Linked DNA regions of Homo sapiens: region 1 is linked to region 2. Evidence: read pairs that join two places in POLR2A ChIA-PET (ENCODE). Cell type or tissue: A673. All regions are shown on one strand. Links, peaks and the distances in the headings refer to the core of each region. The heading gives the core; the rest is flanking DNA.

The links. Peaks named below come from ENCODE experiments on the same cell type or tissue, not always from the same donor. Only the 100,000 strongest peaks of a DNase experiment are listed, where the experiment ranks them.
Region 1: POLR2A ChIA-PET joins it to region 2 with 8 read pairs; 2 of 35 experiments call an interaction of 5 or more read pairs at or near these places.

Annotation. Positions count from the first base shown.
Region 1 is chr2:202,145,653-202,155,631 of GRCh38, reverse strand. KIAA2012 reads right to left here. Exons shown (of 24, transcript NM_001277372.4): 14 at 822-959. Among named protein-coding and RNA genes, the nearest start is that of KIAA2012-AS1, 34 kb to the right of the region's middle. RefSeq lists an enhancer at 5,676-6,529. In A673, for the core only: a CTCF peak has its summit at 5,940; a DNase peak (open chromatin) is centred at 6,091; H3K4me3 peaks cover 694 bases; H3K27ac peaks cover 992 bases.
Region 2 is chr2:202,207,416-202,217,394 of GRCh38, reverse strand. It overlaps SUMO1 (small ubiquitin like modifier 1), which reads left to right. Exons shown (of 5, transcript NM_003352.8): 3 at 2,961-3,038; 4 at 6,589-6,660. Among named protein-coding and RNA genes, the nearest start is that of SUMO1, 26 kb to the left of the region's middle. In A673, for the core only: a CTCF peak has its summit at 5,201; a DNase peak (open chromatin) is centred at 8,684.

The sequences.
Region 1 (9,979 bases), core at 1,280-9,279, 62 kb after region 2:
ATTTCTTATCAAAGGCCTGGAATATTTCCTCAAGGGTACTATGAAGGATCTGAGATCCTTCCATGCCAGGCCTGGCTGTGTTCCTGGTCAGTTTCTTTCACTCCATGGCTATTTATTTCCAGTTCAGTAAGCTCTGAGGAGGGCAAAGAATGGGTAGGAAAGGGGCCCTAAACCAGAGAGTGTGCGATGAAAAGGATGGGCCAATTCATGGAGCATTTAATGAGCACCTTCCATGTGTCGGGCACTGTGTTCGATGCTGGGGTGGGAGGGAGTATTGCAAAGATGGACAAATGCCACCCTCACTATAGAAACCCTCAGAACCCTTAACTTGAAATGAAGCTGAGCTTGTGAGATCAATGAACTCTTAGAGAACAGAAAGCAAGGCCAGATATCCAGAAAGGAATTTGCAGTTGACGTCTAAATAGTTAACTCAAGAATCAGTCTTCTCTATAGTAGTAATATCAACTCTACCAAGTGACAGTGGTAAAACAGTAACAATTATTTTAGCTACTGTCAAGATAAAATGAATTATATTTGACTGTTTTATGAGGTGGTTTAAAGTTACTCTTTCTCCTCTCTGTTCCCTGTCCCCCACCACCCAAACCAGACACCCGACTGATTTGTCCCCGATGGCTGGCTGTGATTACTGTCCTAATTTGTTCTTTCTTCATCTGCTACAAACTGCCTATTTTCTGTCCCTTCTGATAATGCAGGAGCTCTGAGGGACTTCTGAAGCTGTTTTTGTACCATGCAGAAGTGTATTAACTGGAATTCCTGTGTTTGTGTCTATAAAACCCCTCGTCTTCTCAGTGTGAGATCACCTTCAGGAACGGCGTCATGTCGATGTGCAGCTTGCGCGTGTAAAATTCTTTTCTGTTTGAACATATCAGCGCTTTATTTATACAACTTTGAGGCTCTCCTGTCTTCTGAGCTGCTGCCTCCAAGGACTGCTGGGCTCCCTGTGAAGAGAAGCAGAAAGCCCGAACTTTCATATGAATGATATACAGTGCAACAAGAGCTAGTCCAAATCCCCAAATATTTACAGAAGGCAATTTTAAAAATCATTGAAACAATAATACGCAGCAACTATTGTTACTGTTGAAGACACAGAGGACCCTATAGAGAGAAAATAGCCCAAGACTGTTTATTAATTAATGCCTACGGAAGTGGAAAAAGGGACCTTCCTAGGTCCCAGGGCTTTAATTATTTAACCCTCACAACAACCCTGTAAGGCAGGTACTGTTACTCCCATTATACAGACAGGAAACCAGGAGGCTCTGGGAGGTTAAGCAACTTGCCCAAAGCCATTAGCTGCTATATGGCAGAGCTAAAATTACCATCTGTTGAAGGCTCCTTTTTAATGAGATATTTTTGATACTTATATAGTGGCTGAATGGTTATCAAATCTGCTTTGCAGCAAATATGGTTATAGCAAGATTCCAGTTTATTTCCAAGATGACAAAAATGAATTTGATATGTTAGGAAGACTGATTTGAACAAATGTAGCAGAGACAGAAAGAAGAATGAGCTAACAGAGGAGTCTGGGAGGCCCCGGGGGCTCTCCGAGCTTCTGGGCTGTACAAAGGGTGTCACATTTCAGGACACCACAGAATTGGATCTGAAGTTGCCCTCCAGCCCATGCCCCACATTGCAACCTGGCTGCTCCTTCGAAGATGCATACTGGACCATATCACTTCTCTGCTTGATACCTTCAAAGGCCATTGTCCTCAAGAGGAAGGCCAACTGGCTTACAAGGTTTATAAGCCCTTCCTGCCTGGCCCTGGATGATCTCTCCTGCTTCATTTAGTCACACAACAAATATTTATTGGGTGTCTTTTCTATGCCAGGCAGAGCAGATAGGGCAGTGCCCAAAGGGATGAAAGTCTCCACCCTCATGAAGAGTGCACATCCATTCCACTGAAAGGGAAGACAGAATCAATAAGGAAGTGGAACATAAGTACATCTGAAGGTGGTTTGTGACAGGGAGAAAAATAAAACACAAAGTGGGCTGAGGGAATAGCTGGGGATGGAAGTGGAGGCTGCAATTTTAAGCAGAGAGTCAAGGAAGGTCCCATGAAAAAGCAATGACTGAGCAAAGCTCTGAAGATGGTGAGGGAAGGTTCTAAGGTCTATCTGCATGAAGTGTTTACTTGGCTATGGGAATAGCAGGTGCAGAGGGCCACATGGGCACCAGCCCTTGAGCTCCTGGAGCAAGACCTTTGTAAGTGTCCTTCCCTCTCCCCTTCTTCTGACTCTTCTTCATCTTTCAAGTATGGCTTCCCTGTGCCCCTGTGACCACCCAGAGCATGAGCACCTCCCCACCATTGACCACAATGATTGCTGAGGCTTGTGCAGCCATCTCTCCTCCTCCTCTAGACTGGAAGCCCCCTGAAGGCAGGAACCATGGCTGTTCCGTTCCCATTGTCCCAGCAGTTTCTGGCACAGGGTCTGGAAATGAACACACACTTGATACATATTGGCTGAACAAAAGAGTAACTAACAGGTTATGGCCCACCTCAATTCAAAGGAGGAGGGAGCAGTGAAGATACCTTTACAGGAAGTATGTGTTGACTTCCAGAAGACAGTCCTCTAGGTAGCACTGGTTCCTCATTTCCAAAGATAAAATTTATTATTTTTGGGACAAATTTGCTGGGGTCACATACATTAATATGTCATGAGATCACCCTGAGTGTGGATTTGATAATTTCCATATTTTCTAGGAGACTCTCAGAAGGCCATCTCCCTGGGCAGTCATAAACTCTCCCTCCCATAACATTTATATTACTTTTAAACATTAATGATGAATTAACAATTGGTGAGTCCCCACAAACAGTCATCATTCCAATGAACACCCACACCCTTTTCTTTTGCTTTGAAATGTGGCTAGAGATAAAGATTTTTCTGGATAAACACACATCCAATTTTTTTATCATCTCAGCCACATATCTGATTAGCTTTTCAGGGTGAGACAGTCCCTCTCCATTTCTCGATAAAATGAAAGCATTTGGTCCAAGCTAGACTCAGACAAGGCATTTCAAGCTTTCTAGCCTCCACAATCATGCATGAATCACTGGATAGAATAATAGAAATCAGATGATAATGATTTGAGGGAAATTTCTCCATTATCCCCAAGAGAAGATTTTGTGTTAGATGGGAGAACAAAAGGCATAGTCAAGACGAGTTCCAACGCCTGAAATTACTTTAACTCCTTATTTGGGGCTCAGATTGAAGAGTGGGGGAGTTGAGAGGCTTTGAGAAAAGTCTCCCCAAAGCACTTGACCTATAAATCTTTCGATAAAACAATTCTCCTGACCATATGGCTCATCTCCCTAATGTTCAGAGGCCATCAATTCTAACTTGATGGAATGTTTTGAGTGAAGGCTCTATACCCACTGGAATGTGAAGTACTGTTTTTGCTCATTACGTTCAAGTGTTCTAATGAATGAATGATAGTGAAAGGGGATTTGGGATATGGGAGGAAAAAAAAGATTAAACATATAAAGAAGAGGTAGTGATGGGAGAAGAAAAAGTCAGAAAATTGAAAGCAGGAAAGAAAGTCGCATGCTAGGTCCGGTGCAGTGGCTCATATCCGTAATCTCATCACTTTGGAAGGCTGAGGCAGGAGGATTGCCTGAGTTCAGGAGTTTGAGGCCAACCTGGGCAACACAGTGAGATCCTGTCTTTACAAAAAAATTTAAAGAAAATTAGCTGGGTGTGGTGGTGTGTGCCTGTAGTCCCAGCTACTCAGAAAGCTGAGGTGGTAAGATCCTTGAGCCCAAGAGTTTGAGGCTGCAGTGAGCTATGATCATGCCACTGCACTCCAGCCTGGGCAACAGAGTAAGGCCCTGTCTCTAAAATAAATAAATATAAAAGTAATAACAAATACAAAAATAAAAATGAAAGTCACGTGCTTGGTTGGTTTTTCATTTATCCATTAAACTGATATTTATTAAGTGCCTACTATGTGTCAGACAAACAAACACACACATAAGCAAGATGATGCTTTTAGGTGGTGACTAGTCTGTGAAGACAACACAATGGTGCTAGGAGGGAGGGTAATGGGAAGGGGGTGGCCGCTTGGCTTAAATGGTCAGAGGAGGCTGCTCTGAGGAGAGAGCTGGATGACAAGCTGGAGCCAGCCCTGGATGAATCTATCTTTAGCAATCAGGGTAGCTGGTATCTCTGTGGTCTGATTATTTATTTATTGAATTATTTTATTATTATTATTATTTTTTGAGACAGAGTCTTGCTCTGTTGCCCAGGCTGGAGTGCAGTGGCGCAATCTTGGCTCACTGCAACCTCTGCCTCCCTGATTCAAGCAATTCTCCTCCTTTAGTCTACCGAGTAGTTGGGACTACAGGTGTGTGCCACCATGCCCGGCTAATTTTTGTATTTTTAGTAGAGATGGGGTTTTGCTATGTTGGCCAGGCTGGTCTCGAACTCCTGACCTCAGGTGGTCCACCCGCCTTGGCCTCTCAAAGTGCTGAGATTACAGGAGTGAGCCACCGTGCCTGGCCCTGTGGTCTGATTATTTAGAGGTAAGCAGGGGATCTTTTAAAAGGAAATTGGAATTCCTGATTTCTAGGCCTGTCTGCCCCAGTCTTCTGGGCTCCATCCTTGACCCCATGAGGCACCCCTCTGTTTTCTGAGTGGCAGAGCAATCAAAACTGACACTTGCAGCTCTTGGGTATGTTGAGAGCAAAGACAGAAGAATAAATAGTGATCAGGAGTCAAGGTCTCTAAAGGTACAGGAGAGAGAAGAAAACACAAGGTTAAATGGAAGGGAAGGAAAATGGGGGAACTGAAGAAAGCAGAGATGCCTGAAGGTTTTTTGTTTCTTTTATGTGAATACTTTGGTGGAGATGATTTAAAAACTAATGGAATGGACAGGTGCGGTGGCTTATGCCTGTAATCCCAGGACTGCGGGAGGCTGAGGTGGCTGGATCACTTGAGGCCAGCAGTTCAAGACCAGCCTGGCCAACACAGCAAAACCCATTTCTACTAAAAATACAAAAATCAACCAGGCATGGTGGTGCAAGCCTGTGGTCCCAGCTACTTGGGAGGCTGAGGCATGAGAATTGCCTGAACCCAGGAGGTGAGCGTTATAGTGAGCGGAGATCGCGCCACTGCACTCCAGCCTCGGCGACAGAGCGAGACTCTGTCTCAAAAAAAAACACAAAAAACAAAAAACAAAAAAACAAACAAAAAAACCCCACACCAAACAAACAAACCAAAAAAACTGATGGAATGGTGAAATGTTTAGCAGAAAAACAGAACCCATCCCTTCACCTATATTGTACTGCAAATACTTTAATATTTTTATGTTCTGCTAAAAACACCTGGAAGCCTTTCTCTTTAGTAAATGAAACAATAAAGATTAACGAGTTAATTTGGTAAAGCTGATTTGAATTGCACAGAAGGCATTGCGTAAATACTTGGCATTTAAAAAGTTATCTGACATTTAAAAGGAGATGACTGTTAATGAATTCAAGAGCTAATCTTATACTCTGACAGAGTGAGCCATGGAAAATCCAGGATTATTATCTTGCTGTAAACACAATGTGATTCAGTTGAGCTATCACACAGAAAAAAGGGAGAGCTATTGGTTCCGTACAAATATCTAGACTTACACACATATATAATATAGCAAAACTTAAAGAGAACATCCATTAAAATTACAGACGCATCTTACTGTTTCCTTTCTTACTCTTGGATTATAATATCTGAGCTACAGACCCAGGGAGAAATCCTTCTCCCCAGTAATTTTTCCTCCTCCTTTCAACTGTTATATTTTAAATGGTCACTACCATGGGTTGGCTCTCCAAACAGACTTTGGGAAGTCTAACCTTAAGAAGGAGATGAAATTCTAAACCCAAGTGGCTGTGTCTCCACCCTGGGTCCCACAGAGCCACCAGAGATAAGGATCTGTCCTGTAGGTGTCCCTCCGGCCCTCCTCATTACTTCTCCCACTCCTTTCTAATTGGGGTTCCCCATCTTTGTAGCTGCGGTTTAATGGCTCCAAGAAGAGCGATTGTCTCTCATTAAGGAGGCTGCAACACTCTCACTGTCTAACTCCCTCCCACGCAGCTCACAACTTCATTCTGCCGGAGAACAGGCTGCCAAGAGGCTCCGGGAACCTGCGGGCAAGCTGAGCTGGAGGAAGAAAACAGAAAGGAGGAGGGCCTTTGTAACCAAGATCTGAAATGTGCTGGGGCACACACCCCGCCATTATCTTAACGTTTGAAGAGCGGGTCGGGGGAGCCTTTGCTGAAACCCTTAGGTGGTCTCTCAAGTTGCCACATCAAACCTCTGTGCACAAAGGGCATTTGTCGCCTCCTGTGAGTAAACAAAAGGAAGAGTCAGTCCCTCCTCTGACCCCCAGGCTCCCCTCGTTGGCTGATAGTCTGTCCTTTGACTCCCCTTGGTTGGCTCTGAGTCCCAGGGGCACACAGAGATCTGAGAGATTTAGTCACTGGGGGTAGGGGAGAAGGAGGGCTGGGATTCTGAGCTTCCCTGTCCTCCCGCCCCCTGCTAGGGTAGGGGAACTAAATCCTGGAAGGGGCCCTTCCTGCAGGAGCAAAGGGCCTGGCAACTTTCCCCGTGTTTGGCCTTCCCGGGCCCTGTTGTTCCTTGCCCATGGCAGCCTGCGGACCTAAAAGCGGGCAGTGGGAATGGGGCCAGACGTGGGGCTGAGCGTACCTGGGACTCCGTGGGCTCCCTGAGATGGGACTGCCTAGGAAGGGGATCCGAATGGGCCGGGCGTTGTATACATTGTCAACCTCAGGCTGACTTGGAGGGCACTCTGTCTGTGGCAAGGCCGACCACCCTGGCCACCCCCAAAGTCCTCACTTTGAGGTTCTGTCTCTGTCTAGGTTTCCCTGGCTGGAAGGGAGGAGGCCTCCAGTGTGCAGGAGGTCAGATGGACGCCTGGGATCTCAGCTCAGCAACCCAGCCTGGCCGCATAGCCTCTTTCTGAGGAGCAGCAGAACCCCCGAGCCACAGCGGGCTTCCACCCACACAAATGTGCCCAGCAGTCTAGCACCTGTCACCTGGGGTCATCCTGCTCTTCTTGGCCACGTGAGGTCTGGGCCCACTTTTTACATTCTGCAGGGAATTTGGTGCTGGTGAAATGGGCTGAGTGGGCCGTTTTGCGAGGGCTCCACAAGTAGGCACGGTGGAGACAGTTAGTTTGGTAGCCAAACAAGAGCTTTCTTGTTCTCCGCCTGTCAGGAATTTTGGTCTTCATCTATTTTTTAATGTCCTCAACTTTATAGAAGGAGATTTGACATCCTCCTGAGTGTTTAGCAAATTAGCCGAACAGCTAGCAAACATGAGCCTCGGAAGAGAAACATGGCAACCTCCAATCTTTGCTCCTGTGAGGGGCTCATTTCGTGACTTTGGCTAAGTCATTCTGTGCCTCAGCTTCCCTACCTAGAAAATGGGGCTAAGCTCATTGTTCTCTTCCAGGAAATTCTGAATGAAACTCTGGACACTTTCATTCCAGAGCTTCTACTATAAGTAAATCTTAGCTGTGAGTTCTAATTGCTATTGTCTTCAACATTATTACGTGCTTTGTTGATACAACAGAATCACTGTTTATCTGGCTCAGCAGGAGCTGGAGGAGAAAAATTTCAAGCCAAAACAGTGATCTCTTCTGCCCCAAGGGAGGTAGAAGCCAGCTTTTTCTGTGAGGGGGTGGCTAGCTGTATTCAGGCCGGAACTGTGCCTGTGTTTGAGAGATGACACATTCTATTTTAGACTGGGAGATGGGACGTCGAGGGGTGAAAGGTGGGAAATCTGAACAACTCCCCAGCTCCTTCTAACTCACAACTTGAACTCAAAACTGTGTGACTTCCTTGTTTTGTTGGGTCTGGTGGGACTTTTGCAATCTGACAACCGACAGACAGGGAATCTCAACTTGCAAACTGATTCCACTGTGAAAAGGTCATTTTTAAATCAGTCGATTTTTACTAGGAAAAAAAAATGGTGTTTTGATTCCCAGACTCGCCCATAAAAGTTTAACCCAAATTCAGCCGGACTATGGAGTTGAAGTAGTCCTGGTCATGCGTGACAGCAGAAGGCTGGAAGAAGAGAAAGAAAAATGTCCTTTCTTTTACTTTCCTGGCCCTCCACACTTTCCTGACCCCTTCCCCTCCACTGGGCTCTTCTGTCCTCCGACCTCTACATTTTCCTCTGCAGCCCTGTGCTGTGGGCCGTGGTGCCCTGCTGACACAGTGCTCCTGGCCCCCAAATTCCCTGCCTCCCCTCTGCCCCTAGACCTTCAGCTGTGCGCCCTTAGGTATATGGCGAAAGCAATTAAGAAACTTTCACAAAGAGGTATGAGGAACCCAAAATAATCTCTAATGGTTAGAATTTTAAACAGTGAAACACAGTGAACACTCCAGAAGGCATGGAGGATATTTGGGAGGCAGAGAGAGGGATGCTTGAATTGGGGGTTGGGGATGGGAAAGGGAGGAACAATTGGTAGATTGACTCATTGTCCTCCTTTAAATTATTCCTGCTTTTCAAGCTTCTCCTTTTCCATGTCTAAACCTTTAGATTGTATACAAGCTCCAAGTTCTGTTTTATAATGGCTTTCAAGGAAAGGGACAGGGGAGTACAACAGTAATGATTATAACGTATTGGGGGCTGCCTACTGCCAAGCATTGTGTGAATCCCTTTCAATATGTTTCATCTCATCCTCATCATGACCCCATGAGGGAAATATTATTACCCTATGAGGAAACTGTGCCTCAGAGAGGTTAAATAGCCTGCCTAAAGCCACATAGCCTATAAGGAAGAAGTTGGGATTTATTTTATTTTATTCATTTTTGAGACAGAGTCTTGCTCTGTCACTCAGACTGGAGTGCGGTCGTATGACCATGGCTCACTGCAGCCTTGACCTCCCAGGCTCAAGCAATCCTCCTGCCTCAGCCTCCTGAGTAGCTGGGACTACAGATATGCACCAACACACCTGGCTTTTTTTTTTTTTTTTTTTTTGAGATGGAGTCTTGCTCTGTCACCCAGGCTGGAGTGCAGTGGCGCAATCTCAGCTTACTGCAACCTCCACCTCCCGGGTTCAAGAGATTCTTCTGCCTCAGGCTCCCGAGTATCTGGGACTACAGGTGAGTACTACCACACCTGGCTAATTTTTTGTATTTTTAGTAGAGACAGGGTTTCACTTTGTTAGCCAGGATGGTCTCCATCTCCTGACCTCGTAATCCACCCACCTCAGCCTCCCAAAGTTCTGGGATTACAGGCGTGAGCCACTGCACCCGGCTGCTACTTTTTTATAGAGATGGGGTCTCACTTTGTTGCCCAGGCTGGTCTCAAACTCCTGAGCTCAAGTAATCCTCCAGCCTTGGTCTCCCAAAGTGCTGGGATTATGGATGTGAGCCACCACTCCTGGCCTAGAAGTTGGGATTTAAATGCAGCTTTATTGGATTTCCAAATGACTAGGCCTCTTTAAAGTGCGGTTCATGTGTGAAAGGGGCCCTATTAGTCCTGACATCTATTTCCTTATCTGTAAACAGGGATAATAACTGTACCAACTACATGGGGATGTTGTAAGGATGAGATAATCCTAAACCCTGTGCATAGTAAAACTCAAAAACATTGGCTGTTTTTACCATTTAAAAAGACCCTCTTGGCCAGGCGGGTGGCTCAAGCCTGTAATCCCAGCACTTTGGGAGGCCAAGGTGGGTGGATCACCTGAGGTCAGGAGTTCAAGACCAGCCTGGTCAACATGGCGAAACCCCGACTCTACTAAAACTACAAAAATTAGCCGGGTGTGGTGACGGGCGCCTGTAATCCCAGCTACTTGGGAGGCTGAGGCAGGAGAATCGCTTGAATCCTGGAGGCAGAGGTTGCAGTGGGCCGAGACTGTACCACTGCACTCCAGCCTGGGCAACAGAGTGAGACTCCATCTCAAAAAAAAAAAAAAAAAAAAAAAAGACCCTCTCAAGAGAATGGGGAGATA
Region 2 (9,979 bases), core at 1,234-9,233:
AATGATGCCAAGCATTTTTTTATGTACTTATTGGCCATTAGTACATCTTCTTTGGAAAAATGAAGTTCTTTAGATCTTTTGCCCATTTTTAAATTGGGTTAGTTGTCTTTTTATTGTTGAGTGGTAATATGTCTTTTATTCTGGGTATTAGACCTTTATCATATATATGATTTGCATGGATTTTCTCCTATCTTTGAGTTGTCTTTTCACTTTCTTGGTTTTATTCTTTGCAGCGTAAAGTTTTTAATTTTGGTAAATTAAGTTCATCTGTTTTTTCTTTTGTTGCTTGTAATTTATCTAAGAAACCATTACCTAATCCAGGGTCACAAAGGTTTACGCTTGTGGTTTAAGAGTTTTAAGGCTGGGCACAATGGCTCACACCTGTAATCTCAGCATTTTGGGAGGCCAAGGTGGGCAGATTGCTTGAGCTCAGGAGCTGGAGACCAGCCTGGGCAACATGGCGAAACCCCATCTCTACAAAAAATATAAAAAATTAGTAGGGCGTGGTGGCACATGCCTGTAGTCCCAGCTACTCAGGAGGCTGAGCAGGGAGAATCACTTGAGCCTGGGAGGTCAAGGCTGCAGTAAGCTGTGATCACGTGACTGTACTCCAGTCTGGGTGACAGAGTGAGACCCTGTCTCAAAAAAAAAAAAAAAAAAGTTTTATGGTTTTATTTATAGTTTTAGCTCTTACATTTAAATCTTTCATCATTTTGAATAATTTTTTATGGGTGTTTGTCCCAGACCATTAGTTGAAAAGACTGTCCTTTTCTCACTGAATTGTTCTGGTATCCTTGTCAAAAAATTGACTATAGATATAAGGGTTTTTTCTTGGCTCTCAATTTTATGCCATTGATCTATCTATATGTCCATATGCCATGGAATGTCTTTTTAAGAATTATTAATTTGTGGGATTTTTAAAAATATTGTCTTCATTTTCCTTGTCTGTTACATGTTATGAATATTTCCTCCAGTATGTCTTAACTTTTGTTTATGGCATCTTTTACTATACAGACGTTTTATGTTTTTATTAAGTCAAATTTATCCACCTCTTTTTTTTATGGTTTCTAGGTTAAAATCATGCTTTGCAATAGGGCATCCCAAGGCCAAAATTAGGGGAAAAAAATTCTCCCTTGAGGGGAAAATATTGAGAATTTTTTTTTTTTTTTTTTTGATGTGGAGCCTTGTCCTGTCATGCAGGCTGGAGTGCAGTGGTACTTCCGGCTCACTGCAACATCCGCCTCCCAGGTTCAAGCACTTCTCCTGCCTCAGCCTCCCGAGTAGTTGGGATTACATGCAACTGTCACCACACCCGGCTAATTTTTTATATTTTTAGTAGAGATAGGGTTTCATCATGTTGGCCAGGCTGGTCTTGAACTCCTGACCTCGTGATCTGCCCGGCTTGACCTCCCAAAGTGTTGGGATTACAGGAGTGAGCCACTGCACCTGGCCAAAAAAATTTTAATGTTAGCTCTTTAATTCATCTGCAAGTGATTTTTTTTTTTTTTTTTTGAGATGGCGTCTCACTCTGTTGCCCAGGCTGGAGTACAGTGGCGAGATCTAGGTTCACTGCAGCCTCCGCGTCCTGGGTTCAAGCGATTCTCCTGCCTCACCCTCCCGAGTAGCTGGGATTACAGGCATGCGCCACCACGCCTGGCTAATTTTTTTGTATTTTTAGTAGAAATGGCGTTCACCATGTTGGTCAGGCTGGTCTCGAACTCCTGAACTCAAATGATCCTCCTGCTTTGGCCTCCCAAAGTGTTGGGATTATAGGCATGAGCCACCATGCCCAGCCTGGAATTGATTTTAATGTATAGCATGAGGTTTGCTGTAGAATTTTATCTGTTTATGAAATGATCTATGTGAAGATAATTTTATTTCTTCATAGTTACAGTCACAAGAAAAATACTGTAAATGTGCAGCTTCTGCAAATACACATTTGTGAATGTGATATGTAGTCATGAAGTTTGGCTTTGAAAGTTTACATTATGCAAGTAACAGTATTTTTTCTGAGGATTGGCTGGCTGATAGTTTGTTTCACAATCTGAGCAGAATAAAATAATTTTTGGTCTCACAAATCAGTTTGACTAACTCAGGTTCTTACTCATTTTACTCATGTGAGAGAAACCAGATTCCATGTGGTGATTTTTTTTTTTTTTTTTTTTTTGAGATGGAGTACTGTTCTGTTTCCCAGGCTGGAGTGCAGTGGCGTGTTCTTGGCTCACTGCAACCTACACCTCCTGGGTTCAAGCAATTCTTCTGCCTCAGCCTCCTGAGTAGCTGGGACTACAGGTGTGTGCCACCATGCCTGGCTAATTTTTGTATTTTTAGTAGAGACGGGGTTTCACTATACTGGCCAGGCTGGTCTTGAACTCCTGACCTTGTGATCCGCCTGCCTTGGTCTCCCAAATTGCTGGGATTACAGGCATGAGCCACTGCGCTCAGCCCCATGTGGTGATTTTTTATGGCAGGAATAAATTTCTCAGTCGCTTATTGTATAAAATTGAATTTTATACAATTAATTATTATCTAATTAACTGCTTTTCTCCTAGGCGACCACCTTCAGTGACACTTCACTTGGGGGGACAGACTTTTTGTTTTGAGTTGCTATTGGGATAAATAAAAGATGCGATAGTTCATCTTTTATTTTGACAATAGAATGGCAAATGAAGGAATGCATTTACTTAGACTTTTACTTATACTGATAATTTTAACACTCAAGACTGATTAACTTTGTTTTACTCGGTTTCTTTTGTAATGGGTATACAGTAACTTTGAGGATGATTACACTGTTTTAAGAAAACCTGTTAAGAATGCTAAAAAGAATATTGTGGTGGAAAAATACAGGTTACAAGGTTTATGTTTCTATTTGCACTATATGTGTAATTAAATAGTTTGGTTCAAGTAAAGCAAATGATTTATACAAAGAGGGATAATTTTTTTCTTTTTTATCTCCTTAGGATAGCAGTGAGATTCACTTCAAAGTGAAAATGACAACACATCTCAAGAAACTCAAAGAATCATACTGTCAAAGACAGGTTCGTCCATTTTGGTATTAAGTACAATGCTTTGTCGTTAATTTTTTTTTTTTTATAGAAGATTGTCAGAAGAAAAATCCTGTTTTATTATTTTCACCATTAGCAACTCAAGGAAAACACTCTATCATTTCTTGTACCCTGCTTAACTGCTTTTTTTGTCTTGTGGCCCATTTTAAAGTTTGAATTCGTAAGATGGGAACTAGTTTGAAAAGTAACTCAGAATTGTAAAAGCGAGCTCAAATGAATGTTTCTGTCTTGATGGCTTACCAGTATATATAGCAAAAAAGGCAAGTAATTTTTTGGTGATTACTATGGATTGTTTTTGTACTTCTAATCATGAGTGTTTAGCCATATGTTAAATTTAAGTAGTAGTATTATTAGTATATTATCTCTCTTTTTTTTTTTTTTTGAGATGGAGTTTGCTCTTGCTGCCCAGGCTGGAGTGCAGTGGCACGATCTCTGCTCACTGCAACCTCCGCCTCCCAAGTTCAAGTGATTCTCCTGCCTCAGCCTCCCGAGTAGCTGGGATTACAGGCATGCACTACCACGCCCAGCTAATTTTGTATTTTTAGTAGAGATGGGGTTTCTCCATGTTGGTCAGGCTGGTCTCGAACTCCCGACCTCAGGTGATCTGCCCACCTCGGCCTCCCAAAGTGCTGGGATTACAGGCGTGAGCCACCAGGCCTGGCCTTATAAAATAGGTTTTGAAAATAAATGTAATTGGAATTAATATGAGACAACCAAGATATAGTTTAAGTGAAATTATGATTTAATAAGCAAGAAATATATGTTTAATCAGTCTTAAATTAAATTATAGGCTGGGTGCAGTGGCTCATGCCTGTAATCCCAGCACTTTGGGAGGCTGAGGCGGGCGGATCACCTGAGGGCAGGAGTTCAAGACCAGCCTGGCCAACATGGCAAAACCTTGTCTCTACTAAAAGTACAAAAATTAGCCAGGCATGGTGGCGCATGCCTGTAATTCCCAGCTAGTCGGGAGGCTGAGGCAGGAGAATCACTTGAATCTGGGAGGCAGAGGTTGCAGTGAGCTGAGATCATGCCACTGCACTTCAGCCTGGGTGACAGAGCAAGACTCCATCTCAAAAAAAAAAAAGAAAAAAGAAAAAAAAGAAAAAAAATTGAATTATATTACATAATATTAACTCAGGTATTGTAAATTTTATTTTCATTTATTTATTTATTTCTTTGAGATGGAGTCTTCACTCTGTCGCCCAGGCTGGAATGCAGTGGTGTGATCTCAGGTCACTGCAACCTGTGACTCCCTGGTTCAAGCGATTCTCCTGCCTCAGTCTCCCGAGTAGCTGGGATTACAGGCATGCACCACCACGCCCGGCTAATTTTTGTATTTTTAGTAGTGGCGGGGTTTCACTATGTTGGTCAGGCTGGTCTCGAACTCCTGACCTTGTGATCCGCCCGCCTTGGCCTCCCAAAGTGCTGGGATTACAGGCATAAGCCACCGTGCCCGGCCTGTAGATTTCATTTTTAGAAGGTTTGCTTTTAACAGTTTAAATTTGTAACTCACATTAAAAAAAACTTATTATAAGAAAGAGAAACTAGGTGTTAGGATAAGTAAAACAATAAGCATTTTTGTCTCTTCTGTTTTTGTAGATTTTAATTGTTTAACTTAATAAAATCACATTAATTGGGGTTCAACTACTTCACATTTGTAATAACTTTGGGTGTTAAAATTGAGATGAAATTCATCAGGGGAAAGAAACATTTATTGAAATCTCAATTATGTGTACTGTGCCATAGGTATTTAAGATACATTATTGGCCAGGCACAGTGGCTCACGCCTCTAATCCCAGCACTTTGGGAGGCTGAGGCAGGCGGATCATGAGGTCAGGAGTTCGAGACCAGCCTGACCAACATGGTGAAACCCCTGTCTCTACTAAAAATACAAAAATTAGCTAGGCATGGTGGTGCACGCCTGTAATCCCAGCTACTCGGGAGGCAGAGGCAGAAGAATCGTTTGAACCCAGGAGGCGGAGGTTGCAATGAGCCGAGATCACGCCATTGCACTCCAGCCTGGGTGGCAGAGTGGGACACTGTCTCAAAAAAAAAAAAAAAAAAAGATTCATCGTCATTTAATTTTCATAACTCTGAAGAAAATTCATATAGTCTCTACGCCCCCCATCTGTAGGCCAGGGAATTGATTTTTTTTTTTTTTTTTTTTTTGAGACAGAGTCTCACTCTGTCGCCTAGGCTGGAGTGCAGTGGTGCCGTCTTAGCTCACTGCAACCTCCACCTCCTGGACTCAAGTGATTCCCAATGCCTCAGTCTCCCGAGTAGCTGGGATTACAGGCACCTGCCACCAGGCCTGGCTAATTTTTGTATTTTTTTTTGTATTTGTATTTGTATTTTTTTTTTTAGACAGGGTGTTCCTCTGTTGCCCAGGTTGGAGTGCAGTGACACGACCTTGGCTCACTGCAACCTCCACCTCCCGGGTTCAAGTGATTCTCCTGTCTCAGCCTCCCGAGTAGCTGGGATTACAGGCGCGTGCCACCTCGCCAGGCTAATTTTTGTATTTTTGGTAGAGATGGGGTTTCACCATGTTGGCCAGGCTGGTCTTGAACTCCTGACCTCTAGTGACCCACCCGCCTCGGCCTCCCAAAGTGCTGGGGTTACAGGCTGAATCACTGCGCCTGCCCCGTAATTTTTGTATTTTTAGTAGAGATGGAGTTTCATTATGTTGGCCAGGCTGGTCTCAAACTCCTGACCTCAAGTGAGCCGTCTCTCCCCTTTCAGCTGTTTTTGTTGAAGAGTGATTAGAAAAATGTATACTAATATATTTTGTAATATTTATGGTGCTATCTGTGCCATCCAGGTTTATGGTAGATGAGCTAGCTAGCCATTTGCGCTTTACCAGATTTTATGATAATGTTGGCCAGGCTGGTCTCAAACTCCTGACCTCAAGTGAGCCGTCTCCCCTTTCAGCTATTTTTGTTGAAGAGTGATTAGAAAAATGTATACTAATATATTTTGTAATATTGCGCTATCTATGCCATCCAGGTTTATGGTAGATTAGCTAGCTAGCCATTTGTGCTTTACCAAATTTTATGATGTAATCTGTTTAAAACCAATTTCGCCAGTATAGTTGGAAGCTAGTGAGGGTGCACGTCCAGTTTCTGATCTGATCTTTTATTCTAGCTTACAGATTTAGGGCAAAGTGAATCGAGTAGTGGTCAAGAGCATAGGCTTAGAAACAGGTTTGGGCTTAAATTCTTGGCTAGCTCCAAGCCTTAGGTTCCCTAGCTGTAACATGAAGATAAGGTGGTAATACCTACCTTCCAGGGTTGTTGTGTTTAACACTTATGATTATGTATGTAAAGAATTGGTACAGGGAGGGCCTTGCAAATAGTTGCTACTCAGTACAGTATATAGTATTTATGATTGAATTAGCTTGTCTAATTTTATTTTCTATGTAGTGTTCTAAGGCTTTCATGCTTGCTTTTTGTGCATCAAAGTTACCATTATGTTTTCTAATATTTGTGTGTGTATGTATGCATTATTATTATCTTTACCTTTTTAGGGTGTTCCAATGAATTCACTCAGGTTTCTCTTTGAGGGTCAGAGAATTGCTGATAATCATACTCCAAAAGAAGTGAGTATACTTTTCTCCTGAGTCAAGAAAAAATTTAAATTCTCCTTTGAGCAGTTTGGTTCACTGGTGTTAAAACTGCCCTTTTCTTGAATATTCTCTGATTTAAATGGCATATCATTTGTTGGAGAGAAGAAATAATGTTTTGGGTTGAACTTCCCCTATAGTGCCTTTAAAAGTGCCAATAAAAAGGGTGGTAGAAACAAAATGAGTACTGAAATTGTCATAGGTCACATGCTACATCCTTTTTGAAGATAGACAAATGTTCCTCAAATTTGGTAAATTTCTGGTATACTTTCATGGTGATGGTAACATTAATGGCTGGATTTTCATTTTTGACCTATTTTGAGAATGTTAATACAGAAGCATAGTGTATATTAATATATTTGGCTCTGTCATCTTGTTTTACCCTATTTTTTTATGCTTCTCTGTCTTCATTTGATTTTTTTATTCTATGAGCAGTTTGCTTTGCTTTTATATTCCACCCATCTTCCCTCTATAGAGATATCTCAAAGTAGTGTGTGTGTGTGTGTATGTGTGTGTGTATCTATATACATAGATTCCCTTCATACACAGAGTAACATTACTGATATTTCTGATAGTGGGAACAATATAGGGTTATTAACTTTTTATTTTGAAAATATTTCAAACTTACTGAATTGTGAGAATAGTGTAATACTCTCCTGTATAACTATTCCTTAGATTCACCAATTAAAATTGCACAGCATGTGGGCCAGGCACGGTGGCTCATACTTGTAATCCTAGCACTTTGGGAGGCCAAAGTGGGTGGATTGCTTGAGTCCTGGAGTTCAAGACCAGCCTGGGCAACATGACGAAAACCCGTCTCTACTAAAAATAAAAAAATTTGGCCAGGTGCAGTGGCTTATGCCTGTAATCCCAGCACTTTGGGAGGCCGAGGTGGGCGGATCACGAGGTCAGGAGTTCGAGACCAGCCTGGCCAGTATGGTGAAACCCCGTCTCTACTAAAAATACAAAAATTAGCCGGGCGTGGTGGCATGTGCCTGTAGTCCCAGCTACTCGGGAGTCTGAGGCAGAAGAATCGCTTGAACCCGGGAGGCAGAGGTTGCAGTGAGCCGAGATTACGCCACTGCACTCCAGCCTGGGCAACAGAGCGAGACTCTGTCTCAAAAAAAAAGAAAAAAAGAATTAACTAGGCTTAGTGGTGCATGTTTGTAGTCCCAGCTACTTGGGGGGCTGAGGTGGAAGGATCACTTGAGCCCAGGAGGTCGAGGCTGCAGTGAGCCCTGGTCATGTCACTGTGCTCCAGCCTAGGTGACAGAGTGAGAACCTGTCTCAAAAATAAAGTAAATAAAATAAAATAACATTGTGCAGCATTTGATAGCTGGGATTGGTGGTGCACGCCTATAGTCCTAGCTGCTTGGGAGGCTGAAGCGGGAGGATCACTTGAGTGAGCCCAAAAGTTCGAGACGAGCCTGGATAACAGAGCGAGGAGTCCCCTGTCTCAAAAAAAAAAAAATATTATGTTTTTCTAGTATGACTACTAGAATGCAGTCATAGCTCACTGCAGCCACAAATGCCTGGGCTCTAGCAATCCTATCACTATCAGCCTCCTGAATAGCTGGGATTACAGGCATGTGCCACCATGCTCTGCTTTTAAATTTTTTGTAGAGATGGAGTCTCCCTATGTGCCCAGGCTTTGATCACTTAGTTTAAGTGTTGTCTCTTTTTTTTTTTTTTTTTTTTTACTTTGTAGTTAACTGTTTTTCCTGTTACAATTAAGTAATTTGAGGGGACACACTTTGAAACTATGCGAATATCCCCTTTCTCATCAAATATTCCCCTTAGGTTTAGTGTCCACCACCTTCTTGAACACTTCCTTACTTTCTGGCACAGTAAGAAGTTCCAAACTCATCTTTTACTTTCCTTTAACTTGGCATAATCTCTGGGACCATACAGTAGATATCTAATACATTTTACTGACACATGCCTTACACATTCCTTGTAATTAAGAGATTATTTTTTCAGAGGAATGTTGGTGCAGTGGGAGACAGTAGGTCTTTAGGGAGTGACCCTCCTGTGCTGTTGTTCACTTGTCTCTGTTAATGTACTTCTTGAAGTTTGTAGCTTTATATTCTTTATAGCTCAAGGACTCATGCTGTCTTCCTGTTTTGAAGGTTTCTAATAACACTTGGAATTTTATTCCTTGCAGTATTTACCATGCTATATGGGCAATTAAAATTGTTTTAAAAGCATCTTTTTTTTTTTTTTTTTGAGATGGAGTTTTGCTCTTGTTGCCCAGGCTGGAGTGCAATGGCACAATCTTGGCTCACCGCAACCTCTGCCTCCCGGGTTCAAGCGATTCTCCTGCCTCAGCCTCCTGAGTAGCTGGGATTACAGGCATGCACCACCACGCCTGGCTAATTTTGTATTTTTAGTAGAGACGGGGTTTCACCATGTTGGTCAGGCTGGTCTCGAACTCCCGACCTCAGGTGATCTGCCGCCCCCCCAGCCTCCTAAAGTGCTGAGATTACAGGTGTGACCCACTGCACCTGGCCTAAAAGCATGTTTAATAATTATTTAAATATTCAAATATGTTCCACAACCAAGATAGCTTAACACTACTAGAGCCATTCTGATCACTTTAAAATCCTAAATTCACATGTGTTATGTTTAGATTTCTTAACATACTTTATTTTCATATTTAAAATTCTGCACAAAAATGTTACCTATAAAATTTAAAACTTTTTGGTCAGGCACAGTGGCCCACGCCTGCAATCCTAGCACTTTGGGAGGCTGAGGCGGGCTGGATCACTGCAGGTCAGGAGTTGAGACCAGCCTGGGCAACATGGCGAAACCTCATCTCTACTAAAAATAGAAAAAGTAGCCAGGTATGGTAGCGCACGCTTGTAGTGCTAGCTACTTGGGAGGCTGAGCTGGGAGGATTGGTTGAGCCCAGGATGCTGAGGTTGCAGTGAGCTGAGGTTGAGCCCAGGAGGCTGAGGTTGCAGTGAGCTGAGATTGTGCCACTGTACTCCAGCCTGGGCAATATAATGAGACCCTGTCTCAAAAAACAAAAACAAACAAACACCAAATTAGATATATCCTATTAAACTATCACTTAAACTATTAAATACATGTTTCATTAGATTTAAAAGTTCTTTAACATGGCTGTCAAAAACACTTCAGTTTTATATAGCGAATAAACTGGGAAGTGAAATTGACTCAGGAAAGTAAGATGCATAACTAAATAGACAGAATCAGAAGGAAAGACACCTCTATATTCTTTAGATTAAAGAACACAGGATTCTTAATATTAGAGGAGTGTAAGTATGGGTCACAT